Linked DNA regions of Homo sapiens: region 2 is linked to region 1. Evidence: chromatin contacts called from ENCODE Hi-C or POLR2A ChIA-PET data. All regions are on one chromosome and are shown on one strand. The core of a region is the stretch at or near the end of the contact, and the rest is flanking DNA. Distances in the headings are between cores, read along the strand shown. Region 1 holds the start of PRKX (protein kinase cAMP-dependent X-linked catalytic subunit). Region 2 has its middle 100 kb from the start of ARSF.

Region 1 (3,482 bases), core at 710-3,209:
ATTTATAAGAAGAGGTAGCTATGCGGTCAAGTTCAGGGTGGGTTCGGTGGAATCAGACCAACCAGCAGCTCAAGCAGAGTTTAACGCTGCAAATCTGTGCCACGTTCTTCTTCCTGCGTGCAATTTGCAGGCAAGGACATCTGCTTAATTGGGTGTGAAACCCGGGCCTTGATTAAAAGGACTTTATGAGGCCGCAGCCTTGCATTTCCAAGGTCAGGCCCTAGTGGAGAGGGCGCGCGTTCCGCGGGGAGACACGAACTTTTCCTGAGTGCGCGTTCCTTGCTGGCCCTGAACCCCTCGGCCAGGCAGGGCTTGGCAGGGCCGTTTCCTGTCCTAACCAGGATCAAGGGATTGCGCGGCTTGCTGGTGAAGCTTGGCAGGGCCGTGACCTGTCCTAACCAGGCTCAGGGGATGGCAGGGGCCTGCTGGTGTCGCATATGTTTTGCATTCCAGCTCAGGATTTTGCAGAGCATAGGGAGCGGGTGTCACCCCCGGGGGGAAATGCCACCCACAAAATGCAGGTGGAGGCTGGGCGAGGCTGGCAGCCAGGGGCCAGAAATCCAAAGCCTGAGCCAGGTTCAGACTTCCTGACTCCCCCTCCCCGTTAGCTGTGGAAGGATGGCTCGGCCTGGTCCCCCTAAAAATGTGTCCGTTCTGACTTAGAGGCCGCTTTGGCTCTCGGAAAGCCCCCCTGACCTGCGGACTGAGGGACTGGAGACCCCCTCCAATCGCAGAATCGCTGAGATCCCTCAAAACAAAGGCGTTTGCAGTTTGACCCCTTGCTGCTCAAACTGTGGTCGGCGAACCGGCAGCCTGGGCCGCCCTGGTCGCGGGTCAGGGGCGCAGCGTCCAGGCCGTGCCAGGCCCGCAAGTTAAGCACTGTCTGCATTTCCCTGGGGAAAGGGGTGACCAAATATCTAGCTATATTTGCATTTCAAATCCACACGGATATGGGTTTTAAATATAAGTATGTCCAACTATTGCCTGAGCCACACTTAAGCCAGGAAAAAAAAATCTTTGGGGTTTCTGAAATTGAAATGCCTCTGCACAATTCTTTATAGGGTTGTCGCCGGGGTGTTTGAAACAGTGACCAATCAAGTTTCACGCACTACATTTGGTCGGGCGATCTCTCAAATCTGTCTTTCCCTAGTTTTTTAAAGGAATGTTTATTTGTAAAGAATTCTAGATCCACAGGAAGCTGCAAAGAAACGCACAGGGTCGAGCCCGCCCTTCCCCGCCCCTTCCAAGTAGAAATCTAGAATCACCAGAGTCCTACAGCAAAACCAGGACGCTGAACTCATCCCGAAGACCCGGCAGCCCCTCTTGGGGATCCGCCCTCATTCCAAATTCTCTCAGGTCCCAAACAAGCACCCGCAGGAGTACTGAACTTTTTGGGGGGAGGGCAGAGGGGATCTGTATGCAGATTGCCAGCTGAGCAATCCTATTTTCTATGACTTAAAGCCAATCAGAGGCTGGGCGTGGTGGCTTATACCTGTAGTCCCAGCACTTTGGGAGAACGAGGCAGGCGGTTCACTTGTGCTCAGGAGTTCCAGACCAGCCTGGCCAACATGGTGAAACCCTGTCTCTACTGAGAAAATACAAAAATTAGCCGGGCTAATCCGAGCCCCTCTCTTCACCAAACGCCAGTTTCACTTTTTAGTTTTGAACTTCACTTCTGCTGAGCTACGCCCTCCCTGTCCCCGGGCCCCCTCGCCTCCCCATCTTCCGGGCTTGGGTGCAGCGACGCGGGTGGCCCGCCAGTGCGTCCCCGAGGAGAAGTCAGCCTGGGTCCCACCCCAGGGGTGCCCCGGGCGCGGAGGGGGCGTGGGCACCTCCCCAGCGCCGCACGCCCGGGTCTCCGGCTCCTGGGCTGGGTCGGGGCGGGGGCGGAGCGCGCGCGAAGGCGACGCCCCCAGCCCCGCGGCCGGGTTAGGGCGGGGAGAGGCGCGGTCACGCCCAGGCGGCTTCCGCCCGCCCCAACAGCGCGCACGCGGCTACCGAGCTGGAGGAGGCGGCGGGCGCGAGACCCGGAATGCGCAGGGCCCCCGCCTCGCCCCCCCCAGCCCGGGCCGCGGCCCCCGCCTTCCCCGCAGTCGTCCCGCACTCGGTGCCCGCCCCCCGAGGCCGGCGGCTGCTCCCACTCGGGGCCGTTGCTGCTTGTGCCGTGAGCGCCGCCCAGCCATTGTCCCCGTCGCTCCGTCAGCCGCGCCGGACCGCGCACCAGGAGGCGAGAGCGCGCATGGGGAGCCTCTGTTGATGCCGCCGCCGCGCCGCCCTCCGAGGCTGCGTCCCGGGAAGCCCGGCTCCCCGAGCGCTCCGGCCTGGCCCGGTGCCCCGGACCTGAGTGCGTCCCCATGGAGGCGCCCGGGCTGGCCCAGGCGGCCGCGGCGGAGAGCGACTCCCGCAAGGTGGCGGAGGAGACCCCCGACGGGGCGCCCGCGCTCTGCCCCAGCCCTGAGGCGCTGTCGCCGGAGCCGCCTGTGTACAGCCTGCAGGACTTTGACACGCTGGCCACCGTGGGTGAGTGAGTGCGGGCGGGGACTCGGCCCACAGGGGCGCGCGGCGTGGCCGGGACGTTGTAGTAGGACAAAGGGCCCTGGGTGCCGACCTCCTGGGGAGGGCCCTGACCCGCTACTTCGGCTCGGAGTCCCCGTGCGGGGCTGCACCTGCGCCCCGGGTCTTCCCGGGTGGAGCGCACTCCCCAGCCCCCCAGCCCAGGCAAGTACCCCCGACCGGCCGGGTGCCTAACCTGAAATGCCGACGGCTCCTCTCGGAGACCACCCTCCACCCCCAGCACACACAGCACTCTGGGGCCTGGGCCGTCCGACGTCACAAAACCTCCTGCGGGTCACCTCGCCTGGGGGACCTCGTGCTCCCTCCCTGGCAGCGGCCCCAGGGACACTGGCGCGGGGTGCGAAGACCCCTGCAGGCCTCCCCTAGGCCAGCCTCCCTGTGTGCCCAGAGGCAGGGAATGTACAGATTTCTCCAGGGGCTGCAGGAGCAGCTGGGCTGTGGGGGACAGGTGTCCCGGGGCGCTGTGGGGACGAGGACGGCAGCGCTGGGGACGGATCCTAACATGTCCTGACACCGCCTGTGCTCTTCGTCTTGTGCCTCTGAAATGGGTAATTCTTGTATCGGACGCTTTATCCGTTTCCTTTGTCCTCTGTCTTTGAACTTAACCCCGAATGGGCAGCTTGACAGAGAGGTTTCGAGTTCTCGGTGCTCTTGCATCCGGACACGCGCTGCTTTATGGAGCAGCCCTGAGTGGGTCAGAATATCCCAACTGAACGTGGGCGCTGGATTTAAACAGTTGTCATCGGCCCGCCTGTGCCACTTAGGGACTCCGTATGGCTAAGTGGGGTGTTGGCTGTCAAGAAAATAAATGGGAGAGTAGAGGGGGCTGTCCTGGGTGTGTTGGTGAGGCGTCGGCTCTCAGGCCCTCTAACTCCTGTTTGTCCTCATTTTGGAAAGGAGGAAGCTGG
Region 2 (3,849 bases), core at 611-3,110, 570 kb after region 1:
ACAAATACCTGGGGTAGCTATACTTAAAAAGCCAACGGGCCCAGGATGAGAGAGAAAACAAATCCTTGTGTTCCATCAGGTACAGGTTTTTTCTCTCTTCCCAAAAACGTCATTATTTTTCTCACCCCTGACTCACAGGAATGTCAATGAAAAGAGTCAAAGTCTGTAAAATATTTGAAGAGATTTATTTTGAACAAATATTGTTACAGGAAAGGGGTCCAGGAAACAGACCCCAAGAGAGGGTTCTTGGATCTGGCGCAAGAAAGAATTCGGGGCGAGTCTATAGAGTAAAGTGAAAGCAAGTTTATTACGAAAGTAAAGGAACAAAAGAACGGCTACTCCATAGACAAGAATAGCCCTGAGGGCTGCTGGTTGCCCATTTTTATGGTTATTTCTTGATGATATGCTAAACAAGGGGTGGATTATTCCTGTCTCCTCTTTTTCCACTGTATGGGGTAACTACCTGACGTTGCCATGGCATTTGTAAACTGTCATGGCGCTGGTAGGAGTGTAGCAGTGAGGACGATCAGACATCACTTTACTCGCCATCTTGAGTATCTCAGTCCCACTCTGACCCAAGGCACGGTAGAAATTAGAAACCCTCCTCCCCAAGGCGAGTCCTAGAAACAAGACCCCCTTTTCCCCAAAGCCAAGCATAAAACCTAAAAATATAACTCTAATTCCCTCCACCTGCCTTTCCAAGTAAAAACTGGCCATAAAGAAATGATCTGAGGGTCAGGAACAGTGGCTTATGCCTGTAATTCCTGCATTTTGGGAGGCCAAGGCTGGAGGATCCCTTGAGTCAGGAGTTCGAGACCAACATGGGCCACTACCTTTTTCTCTCCTGTAAGGGACAAACTTTCTGTTCCTCCCCTGTGCAGGACACACTTCCTGTGTCCCCCTGTGAAGGACACATTTTCTGTTCCTCCCCTGTGCAGAATACACTTTCTATTTCTCTTCTGTAAAAAACAAATTTCCTCTTTCTCCCCTGTATGGCATACACTTCCTGTTTCTTTTCTGTGCAGGACACACTTCTTGTGACTCCCATGTGCAGGAGAAACATCCTGTTTATCCTCTGTGCAAGACACACTTCCCGTTCCTGCCCTGTGCAGGACACACGTTCCGTGTCTCCCCTTGCAGGACACACTTCCTGTTCCTCCCCTGTGGAACATACACTTTCTGTTCCTTCCCTCTGCAGGACAGACTTCTTGTTACTCTCCTAAGGCAGACACACTTTCTGTTCCTTCCCTCTGCAGGACAGACTTCTTGTTACTCTCCTGAGACAGACACACTTCCTGTACCTCCCCTGTGCAAGACACACTTCCTGTGTCTTTCCTGTGAAGGACTCACTTCCTGTTACTCTCCTGAGACACACTTCTTGGTCCCACTCTGTGCAGGACACACTTCCTGTATCTCCCCTGTGAAGGATACACTTCCTGTTCCTCCTCTGTGCAGGACACACTTCCTGTGTCTCCCGTGTGAAGGACACACTTCCTTATCTCCCCTGTGCAGGACACACTTCCTGTTACTCTCATGAGACTCACTCTTCCTGTTTCTCCCCTGTGTAGGATGCACTTTTTGTGTCTCTCCTGTGCATGACAAATTTCCTGTTCTTTCCCTGTGCAGGACACACCTCCTGCACTTCGTTTTTGCAGGACACACTTCTTACTCCTATCAGTGAAGCACACACTTTCTGTTCCTCTCCTGTACAGGACACACCTTCTGTTCATCCTTTGTTCAGGACACACTTCCTATACCTCCCCTTTTCAGGAAACACTTCCTGTGTCTCCCCTGCACTGGACACATTTCCTGTGTCGCCCTTGTGCAGGACACACTTCCTATTTCTCCCCTGTGCAGCACACACTTTCTGTTCCTCTCTTGTGCAGGATACACTTCTTGTTTCTCCCTGTACAGAACACACTTCCTGTTCCTCCTCTTTGTGAGACACGCTTCCTGTGTCTCTTCTTCGCAGGACACACTTACTGTTCCTACCCTGTGCAGCACACAATTTCTATTCTTGTCCTGTGCAGGACACACTTCCTGTTACTCTCCTGAGAAAGACACACTTCCTTTTTCACCCTTGTCTTTCTTTTTCTTTCTTTTTTTTCTCTGTCTGTCCTCTTTCCTTCTATTTTTTTCCTTTCTTTCTTTTTCTTTTCTTTCTTTCTTTTTCTTTCTCTCCTTTCTTTGTCTTTTTCCCTCCTTCCTCTTCCTCCCCCACCTCCTCCTCCTTCTTCTTCCTCCTCCTCCTCCTTCTTCTTCTTCTCCTTTCTTCTTCTTTCTTCTCTTTCTTTCTTTTTTGTCTCTCCTTTCTTTGTTATTTTTTGCTTGTTTCTTTCTTTCCTGTCTTTGTTTCTTTCCTTTCTTTTCTTTTCTTTTTTTTTTTTTTGTAGAGACAGGGTCTCACTATATTGCCCTGGCTGATCTTGAACTCCTGGGCTCACGTAATCCTCCTGCCTTGGCTTCCCAAAGTGCTGGGACTATAGGTGTGAGCCACCGTGCCTGTCCCATCTTTGTTATCGATCTTTGTAGCCACAGATAATTATTTCAAAACAATTAAGTAATACTTCTCTTACAAAAAATCTTTGTCTTCCTTCCCCCACCAAATATGCACATAGTTTCCTATGGCATGCGAATTTCCACTGCAATGCTACATTCCCAAATAAATATCTTTTCTTTTACAGAGGCTTTCTCTGTTACTTAGGGTGACACCAGTTTATTTCAGCACACTTAAATATTAAAACTTTAGGCATTTTTTTCAATTGATGGCCTGATTCAAATCAGCATAACCTGTTTGTCAAGAAATCCTGGTTAACAATTCTAAAAATCGATAAAGGTGGTGTTCAAAGTTATTAATAAACTTAAGAAAACATCCAAGAATGATAGACTTTTGTACACTTTGGAAAAAGAAAACTCTGCAGAAAAAATAAGTTTTAAGACATTTTGTTCCCTATTTGACATGTATGTCTCAATATTGATTCATTTGCATAACAAAGTTTAATTCTTAACTAATAACAGTGGAGGGAATTATCGTGGGATTTATCAACATACTTACACTAGTTATAAAAATTGTGTCGGGATTTTTTTCTGTCTTTACAGCATTTAGATGAGGAGAGGCTCAAAGAAACCGACAAAAATAAATGTCTCTCTTTTGGAAGTGATTTTAAAAAACTACACCCACCATGATGATATGATTCAATGCATTTGGAACCTACAATTCATACTGGATAATTAATCCACTTGCAATGAATATGAACAATGTCATATGTTTTTATAGGATGAGCTTAATGAGCTGGAAAAGAAATGACTTTGAGGCACAGTACAATTCAATCAATCTAATTAGAAAAGTTTTGGAACAAGTTAACTTTTATTTCTAGTCTATGGAGACTAGCAGGATGACTCGCACGGATTTTCTGGCTAAATTTTTGGCAGTGCAGGAGATCTGGGCAGCAGGGATGACGGAATTCAAGAGCACATTAGTTAACAGTCTTTACAAATGAAAACCCCAGTCTTTGTTGAGAATCCAAAATGGTAATCATGTGTGCATTTTAGCACTGTTGTTTTCTACCCTCACTCTCAGCAATGCCTGGAGGTTACCCTCATGTCTTTGGATAGTTTCTTATTGCCATTTTATTTTTCCCACCCACCCTTCATCTCCTATTGCCTATGGAAGCATTTGGTGACCATTAGACACCAGAAGTGGGCAATTGCAAAACAGGTGATGTCGTTGTTTTTTGTTGACCTTCACATCCACATTTCCATTATCATCACACAGCAACTTACCTTGATTGTCTGCATATTATGAGGACCACCCCCAAGCTAACAACTTTCTCTGCTTTATTTTAATCT

The links. A loop is a pair of places that touch in the nucleus more often than their neighbours do. ChIA-PET counts read pairs that join two places held with the same protein, here RNA polymerase II (POLR2A).
Region 2: a loop to region 1 is called in a map of OCI-LY7, with 6 times the contacts of the local background. The contact joins the enhancer-like site here to the promoter of PRKX in region 1. A Hi-C loop is called at or near these places in 1 of 168 maps with a recorded cell type or tissue (OCI-LY7). POLR2A ChIA-PET finds 5 or more read pairs at or near these places in 1 of 52 experiments (A673).

The regions. Positions count from the first base shown.
Region 1 is chrX:3,712,126-3,715,607 of GRCh38, reverse strand. It overlaps PRKX (protein kinase cAMP-dependent X-linked catalytic subunit), which reads left to right and starts at 1,959. Exons shown (of 9, transcript NM_005044.5): 1 at 1,959-2,520. The coding sequence starts at 2,355. RefSeq lists enhancers at 47-694, 3,026-3,335 and silencers at 1,656-2,385, 2,406-2,535, 2,576-2,855.
Region 2 is chrX:3,140,787-3,144,635 of GRCh38, reverse strand. No RefSeq gene overlaps it. Among named protein-coding and RNA genes, the nearest start is that of ARSF, 100 kb to the right of the region's middle. Within about 2 kb of position 1,860, at least 2 of the 41 ENCODE cell types and tissues checked have a DNase peak (open chromatin) inside an H3K27ac peak, as active enhancers do; they include OCI-LY7, where a contact is called at or near this core.